Linked DNA regions of Homo sapiens: region 2 is linked to region 1. A link is a contact called in ENCODE Hi-C or POLR2A ChIA-PET data. All regions are on one chromosome and are shown on one strand. The core of a region is the stretch at or near the end of the contact, and the rest is flanking DNA. Distances in the headings are between cores, read along the strand shown. Region 1 overlaps LOC105378927 (a long non-coding RNA gene). Region 2 has its middle 76 kb from the start of TENT5C.

Region 1 (3,784 bases), core at 934-3,433:
GAATTAATACTAACTGTGTACCCTGCCACACCAGTGTTGGTGCTAAGACCTTGGCAATACAAAGGAAAAATGATTCCAGGAAGTACAGTATGGAGATCCAGAAAACACCCTCTATCTCTATAATTTACTCAGCCAGGGATTTCCCAAAGCCAAACTGCTGGTAGCAAGGGTGCTGCATGTTTCTGTAGTTTGTACATGGCACAGTGGTGCCAGGCAGGCAGTGGATCAAGCCCTCAATCCAGGGACTTTTCTTAAGGTATCCTAAGGCAGATTGCATTTTCCAAAGATGGCAGCCACAGTATCTCCCATCCCTCAAGCTCTTCTGACAATGTGACATTGACACTTCTCCTGTGGAGTGGTGAGGTCAAATGACCTCTCCTTGTAAACTTGGGCGGATCTTTGTGATTTCTTTGACCAATAGAGTATGGTAGAAATTATGGTTTGTGATTTCTGAGGCTAGGCCATAAAAATGCCATGTACTTCTACAAGGATCTCACTCACATACTCATCACCTGTGCCACATAGCACAATATGCCCCAGATGAGCTGTGTGACTGTGGGCAAGCTGCCTAAGTTCTTGGAGCCTCAATTTCCTCTTTCATAGAATAGGGATAAGATTAATCCCTACTTCACAAGGATTACATAAATTAATCCATGCAAGTGCATAGTATAATGCCTAGCATATAGTAAGCCCTCAATGTTAGCAATTATTATCATGTGGCATTTGGTAGGTGGCCAATTAATATTTGTTCATTGATTAATTAAATTGCACTGTACACAGGTGGAAAGAAGATGAAGATCCAATTTTTATCCAATGGCACAGAAGGCTCTTCATGTCCATGCTCTGTTAATGTCACCTTCCCCAAGCCGTGTCTGCACCAACTGCCCTGCACAAACCGCCACAGGACACCCACAACCCTGCACCCTGCCCTAGTCTTCTCTGCATTTTCCCTCAAGCTCCATGTTGCCTGCCGATGTCTGCTTTTACAATTCCCTCTTTCCAGAGTATTCCCTTCAACTTCCTCATTCTCATTTCAACTAATTTTTACTGGTACTCCAGTCCTCATCCTGCAGGGCACCCCTTTGGAGTCATTTTCTGACCTGGAGGTTTTATAGAAAATGTTCCTCTCTGTTTACCCTATCATGGCAGTGGTTTGCCATAGGACAATTGCCTGCTAATTTCTCTGTCTCCTTCATTACCTGGAAGCTCCTGGAGGGCAGGATTTATATAATCTTCACCACTGTTTTCCTAGTAGTTAGGAGTACCCAACCAATAACAGTCACTCAATAAATACTTTTTGAATAAATTGTTGCAAATAAATAGTAACCCTAGAATATTCAAGGTAACAATGTTCTGTACAATCACTGGAAGAAAACAGCTGTTTAGTACATTTTGAAAATATTTCCATCAAAACAGATTCAAATAAAATCTTGGCACTTCAATGGAATAAGCTTCAGTTAACTGGAAAAATAATGTGCTTGCAATGTGTTAACAGAAGATGGTAAATAAATGAGAATATAGTTACCTAGCTTTTTCACTGACCTTTCAAATAGATAAGCTCTGGGGATGACAGGGGGATGGGAAGAAGGAACCATATCCATTCTACAGTACCAAGGATTGTGCCTTGATTACTTAGTTGCTCAATGAATATTTGATGACAGACTCAGAAATGTAGGGCTTAAAGGAACTTTGATGACTGAGGATTGTTTGATTAAAACTGAACCATTTAGGACCCTGGGGGATGAACCACAAAGCAGCTGTCACTGGCCAGCAGAATAAGGGAATACCTCGCTGCTACTCCTAGGATCTGGTCCCAGGTGTCTGCACTGAATGGCTTTCCAGGAACCCCAGCAGTGCCTGCCAAGACTGCATTTTCAGATTTAACTGCTAAGGCTTTCTGTATGGAACAAGGAAATATCTGCAATGCTTTTTGTCTAAATGTGATCAGCACAGCATTCTGTAGTATTCCTTTCCAAGGAAAGCACACCACATTTAGGCTGGGAAAACATTCCAAATTTCCATTGTGATAGGATCCACCAGGGTGAGGCTAACAGCAGTTTCTAACATAACCAAGGCCATTTTAATTTCCCACAGAGGCCTTTCTGATACCCAAGGCTCCACATTGGTTTGCATTGCCAGAACCTGTTGGAGCACTGCATGCCATAACCTGTGTTTCTTGGTGAGTTGCTTGTCTATTATTGAAAATCCCAAGACTATGACATCATGGCAATAAACTTCAGAATGCTGAGTGGGTTTCCTCCCTGCCTGGGAAAGCCTCCTTCTAGACAGGATATGACATGATGGTCTGGGAGAGCTTAGGTTAAATTTTTTTCTGCCACCACTCAGGGTAATATGGAGGTGGATGTATCTACTCGCAGACTATGCCCATCATTTCTAAGCCTTCCTTAGATTCTTTCTCCACAACAGATACCCCCACTGATAGTCCCACACAGTGTGTTCTAGTATAGGTGATTCAAACACACAATCAAGTTTTAGTACAATATGAAGAAACTTGGGGTCCAAAGAACCTGAGCTGCCATGTTTCACAGCTCCAGCGGGGCACCGTTCACTCATGCTGCTGTGCAAATCACCTGTTGCCACATTGTTTATTAGCTCTCTTGGAACAAATGTAAAGTCTCTAATAGGAGCTTCCTAGTTGTCACTCTCATCTTTGTCTACAGCCCCTTTCGCCTAGCTCTGACCTTGGGAGTTGACATTTCTTCAGGCTAAAATAATAACACCTTACTTTCACTTATAGTTAACAAAACGCTTTCAAATACTTTATATCACATGAAACTCAATACTCTCATGATGTAATTTGGATATTTGTCCCCACCCAAATCCCATGTTGAAATGTAATCCCCAATGTTGGAGGTGGGGCCTGGTGGGAAGTGTGTGGGTCATGGGGGTGGATTTCTCATGAATGGTTTCGGCCATCCCGTTGGTGATAAATGAGCTCTCACTCAGTTCACATGAGATCTGGCTGTTAGAGAGTGTGTGGCACCTCCCCTCAACTCTCTCTCTTGCTCCTGCTTTGGCCACAAGTCACACAAGCTTCCTTCTGCCATGAGTAAAAGCTACCTGAGGCCTCCCTAGAAGCAGATGCCCCAGGGCTTTCTGTACAGGCTGCAGAACCATGACATGAGTCAATTAAACCTCTTTTCTTTATAACTTACCCAATCTCAGGTATTTCTTTATAGCGATGCAAGAATGGCTGAATACAGGGAGGTTAGGCAGTTATTAATGCTCTGTTTTATAAATGAAGAAACAAATGCTCAGAGGTCGCTGGCTTGCCAACAGTCACCCAACTAGGAAAGAGCAGAGGTCATGACTCCTGGCTTATTGCTTATTCTATCAGAACAAACAAGCTTTAAATTATAAACGGAATCACCCTCAGACCACTGTTGCTGGTGCCCAAGTCAGCCTCAATCTCTCCTACTTAAGACCCTAGGAAGATTTGTGCATGCTCATGAACAAGCCCTTTCAGCTGCCCTGTGGTCCTCCTTTCCCCTCCCCTCCTTCTTTGGTTTCCATCAGTCCCATCATGGCTTACTGCTGGTGCCTGCAACCGGGAAGATGGAACTAGTGCTCAGTGCTGGAGCCACCATTTTGGGTCAACTCAAATGTTCTGCAGGGATAAGGGGAAGGGGAGGGGGTCAGGAAATTTTCCAGCAGCCCCTACTGTTGTCCTGGGGCAGGAAGAACTCTCACTAGAGAACAAGAGGTACTGGGACAAGTTTCTGCATCTGACTCTTTCTTTAGGATGACTCCTTTTCCAATAGCC
Region 2 (3,784 bases), core at 871-3,370, 800 kb after region 1:
GGCAACCATGGCCCAGAGAAGTGACATGGCAGCTACAAAATGGCCAAACCCAAACTAGACCCATTCCTTCGGTTCTAAGTCCAGAATCCTTCCCATGGCATCCTCTGCTTTCACCTCTCCAAAGGGGACATGTATATTTGCTCTTCACACCCTGCCCTTCCTGCTCATTCATTCCCTTCTCTAAATGCTGAGGATGCCTTACCCAGGCTTCAGGGTGATCACATCTGTAACGTAAGTTACTAGAAAAAAGTGCTCACAAGCCATCAGTGTTGACTTACGTTATTTTTATAATTAAATATGTACATATATAAAACTAGGTGTAAATTCCTAAACCATATAACTCTAAGACTAAAATAAATATACAGATTAAATATCATCCAACGATCACAACAATAAAGTTAAGAGTCTCTAATCTAACTTAATGAAGGAGGTGGTTTCGCTGAAAGATGATTGCCTCTCATAAAATGACGGCCATAGTTCAAGTTCTTCAGCATCCAGCTCGCCACATACTATGTACTAGTCAGCTCCATTTTAGTAACTGCAAAAGTGCGGTACAGTAATATCACGTGGCCTTCACATGGAACAAACTCATTATTTCTGTATTGCATCTGCCCCTGTGCTTTACTCAGTTGTTCATGCCAATGAAAGTGCTGCTACTTATTGCCAAATGCCAAGGACAGGTTTGAAGTGCAGTCCTGAATTGTAAGATGTCATCTGGAATTCAGATAATGTTTATACTTTAACTTAGCATAGTAATGAGAACAATGAATATAAAGATTCTCCATGAAAAGCTCATGGATCCCTTAGAATATGTTTACGGGTGGCTGTTTTGTCCCGGGACTTTGGAGGAGAAAAAGAAAAGCTCTTTGTGAGATGGCAGGTGGGGATTTTGCTCCACACTGCTCCCTCATGGTGGCCTCCTCCTCAACCACACAGTTGCTAGTATCTACCTACCCAGCATAGTTCTAGAGGCGTGTCAGTCAGTGCCTAAGACGGGAAGGGGAGAGAGGATAGCAACAGGGAATCTTGACATGGCTGGGCTGAGCGTCTTGGGCAACAGGATGAGAATGTGGGTGAGGTAACTTAGGTCTTGGTTAAGTCTGAGTTCTTTATCTCACATGCTCCTCCTTCTTTGCCTCCCACAGCCACTTCTACAGGTACCATGGCTATTGTTGAAAAGTGGCACAGTGTCAGTCCTTGAGGAGGAGTCTCAGACCCTGGGAGGGGGGATGTAGCCCCTCTCAGAGTCAGTGATTGGGACTCCCAAGGCAGGAGCAGCAAATGGAGTGGGCCCACAGGAGGTGGGCTGCCCCTGGGCTCCCTCCGAAGCTGGAGACGGGATGCCTGCCCCAGGAGCAGGCTTTGGACTGCAAGGCCATCTGGAGAGCTCAGGATTCTCCAGCCCCCATCTCTGCCCATGTTAAACTGTTGGCCTCGGCCCTGGTAACGTCACCAGCATTCACAGTAGCTTCAGGAGGCTCTTTTCAAATACCTAAGGGCTGGAATCATAGGCTCTTCACTACATGTCCCCTCTCAAGATAGCAAAATCCTACCCTTTCATAAAGACCCTGCTAAAATGCTGTTTGGAATCACACAGACCAGCATTCAAATCCAAGTTCTACCACTTACTCATTGAGCCATGTTTCTTAATGCTTCTGGGTCTCTCTTACCACTAAAGTGAAAGTAATAGTGCCTTTTGCTCAGACTTACGGTGAGAACAAAATAAGATAAGGTTTTTAAGATGCACAACCCAATGCCTGGCACATGAGGCTTTTGATGATTATAAGGCCCTGGTGCCCTCCTCAGGGCCATGGCAGGTCACGTCCTTGTTGAGTCAAATGCTTTTGAAACCCCCTGGATGTTTACAAGCTTCCATTCTAGGGCTCTCCAGGGCTAACCGCAACTAGCTATGGCCACACTGCTGGCTCCATGACCTTGCCTACACCAGTCACCATTCATTGGCCCTATCACTGGATCCTCGGAAGATGCTGCCACTCTTCCCTGAACAAGGACAGTCCTGGGTTTTATACCGTGACTTTCATTTTTTTCATCCAGAGGACTTTCCCATGCCCCGAGCTGCCTGTGTAAGCTGCGTATTTGGCCTCTCTCTGGTGTGTGTTATGCTCCAGCCTGGAGTTGTGGTGAAGCCAGGAGCTATTCTGAGATCTTTCCACTATTTCAGGCTCTAGCTTAGATGTGGGGAGAGAATCCAGCACTCTCTGCCCATGTCTCAGCCACAGCTTCCAAGACTGGTCCTTTTATGTTTCTGACACCCTGAGATCTAAAATAGCCCTGACCTGGAGGTGGTGCCTGGGACCAGCTCAGATGTAGCAGCGACATGCACGTGCCATCCAGCCTGCAGCTAGGCTACAGAGAGTTCTGGAAGAGTCAGGTCTTGGGGGGGTGGGGAGAACTGAGCTCCAGAGAAGCTGCCAGGGTTACACCCTCACTCCACAAGCTGGCAGGCTTTTGGGGGCTGGGGGCCGCTCCATGTGGAGCAGCAGCTGCTTCCAGTCCTGGCCAGATAAAGGGGGAGTGCATTTTCTGCCTGCTGACTTCTCAGGTTGTATACCTCTTCTTGGGCTAGCTAGCATTCATTCATCTATTCCACATATTACTGAGTGCCTGCTATATGCCAGTCACTGTTTAGGCTCTGCGGTATAACTGTGGTCAAAACAGACAAAAATCCTTGCTCTTGTGGAGCTTACAAGTAACAAAAATCATAATAAATAAATTGAATTGGTCAGTCTAGCTTGCAAAGCACTTCTCCATGCCATTTCTTGGTAGAACATCCAATTGAATACTCCGTGCTAACACAATGTGTGTGGTTCTCCGCTTGGTTGTCCTCAGTTCATCCTTCCAGCAATCCCCTGAGTTAGACAGCACTCCATTTTACTGACAAGGGAACAAAGACTCCAGAAGAGACAGTAAATTCTGTGAGGTCCACACAGCCAGGAAGTGAATCTTAACCCAAATATGTCTGACTTGAGGGCCCAAGCAAGATCTTAACCACTGTGCACAGAGAAGCTGGTGGCACCCACTTGCAAATATAGAGGCTCAGTGAGATGCAGAGTTTGGAGAAGGCAAGTTCGTCTGTTGTTCCAAGGAATGATGAAACTTCACAGGTAGAAGAAAGTTAACTTGGAGGTTGCCAAAAACAGGACTCCTTCTACCTCAGCCTGGGTGGATGAAGAACTGGACACTGCTGAGGCACTTTTGGGCTCTAGGGCACTTCCTGCATGTGGGGCAGCCAATACCAGGGCTGAACACTGTGATGACTTGATGGTCCTTCCTGTTTTAGGAGGAACTCTCTGCTCCAACCTGTCCACCTGGCAGGCCCCTCGGGGACTCCCTTCCTTCAAACAACCCTACGCAACTTGGCTCTGATTTGCTTCTTTGTCACCCCAGTAAACAGCATACCTCAGAGAGGGCGCAGCTGCCTCCTCTGCATTCTCACAGCTTCCAGCCGCACATTTGACACAGTGCTTATCTCCCTGTGTGGGAACATCCCTGCCTCATGCCTGCCTGTGCCACTCCACAGCACAGTGCTGGCACATGCGAGGTGCTCAGCCCATGGTTACTGAGTGGCTGATGAAGGAATGGATAATATCTAGCCATTTTCAGTTGCATGGAGAGACTGGGCCAGTTATTCTTTGGCTGCAGCTGCCTCAAAAAGAGAAATGGTCCTCTTTCCTCTTTCCTACAGTCTGGGTCATGATATTAATGTGGCCTGTGGCTTTCAACAAATATTTGTGGCTTCAGAGTCTCCTTGTTTGAAGGCATT

The links. A loop is a pair of places that touch in the nucleus more often than their neighbours do. ChIA-PET counts read pairs that join two places held with the same protein, here RNA polymerase II (POLR2A).
Region 2: a map of ovary shows a loop between it and region 1 (5-fold over the local background). The contact joins two enhancer-like sites. A Hi-C loop is called at or near these places in 1 of 168 maps with a recorded cell type or tissue (ovary). POLR2A ChIA-PET finds 5 or more read pairs at or near these places in 2 of 52 experiments (A673 and activated naive CD4-positive, alpha-beta T cell).

What each region holds. Positions count from the first base shown.
Region 1 is chr1:116,884,493-116,888,276 of GRCh38, forward strand. LOC105378927 (a long non-coding RNA gene) reads left to right here. Exons shown (of 3, transcript XR_001737804.2): 3 at 781-1,306. Among named protein-coding and RNA genes, the nearest start is that of PTGFRN, 24 kb to the right of the region's middle. Within about 2 kb of position 2,184, at least 2 of the 41 ENCODE cell types and tissues checked have a DNase peak (open chromatin) inside an H3K27ac peak, as active enhancers do.
Region 2 is chr1:117,680,316-117,684,099 of GRCh38, forward strand. No RefSeq gene overlaps it. Among named protein-coding and RNA genes, the nearest start is that of TENT5C, 76 kb to the left of the region's middle. Within about 2 kb of position 2,121, at least 8 of the 41 ENCODE cell types and tissues checked have a DNase peak (open chromatin) inside an H3K27ac peak, as active enhancers do.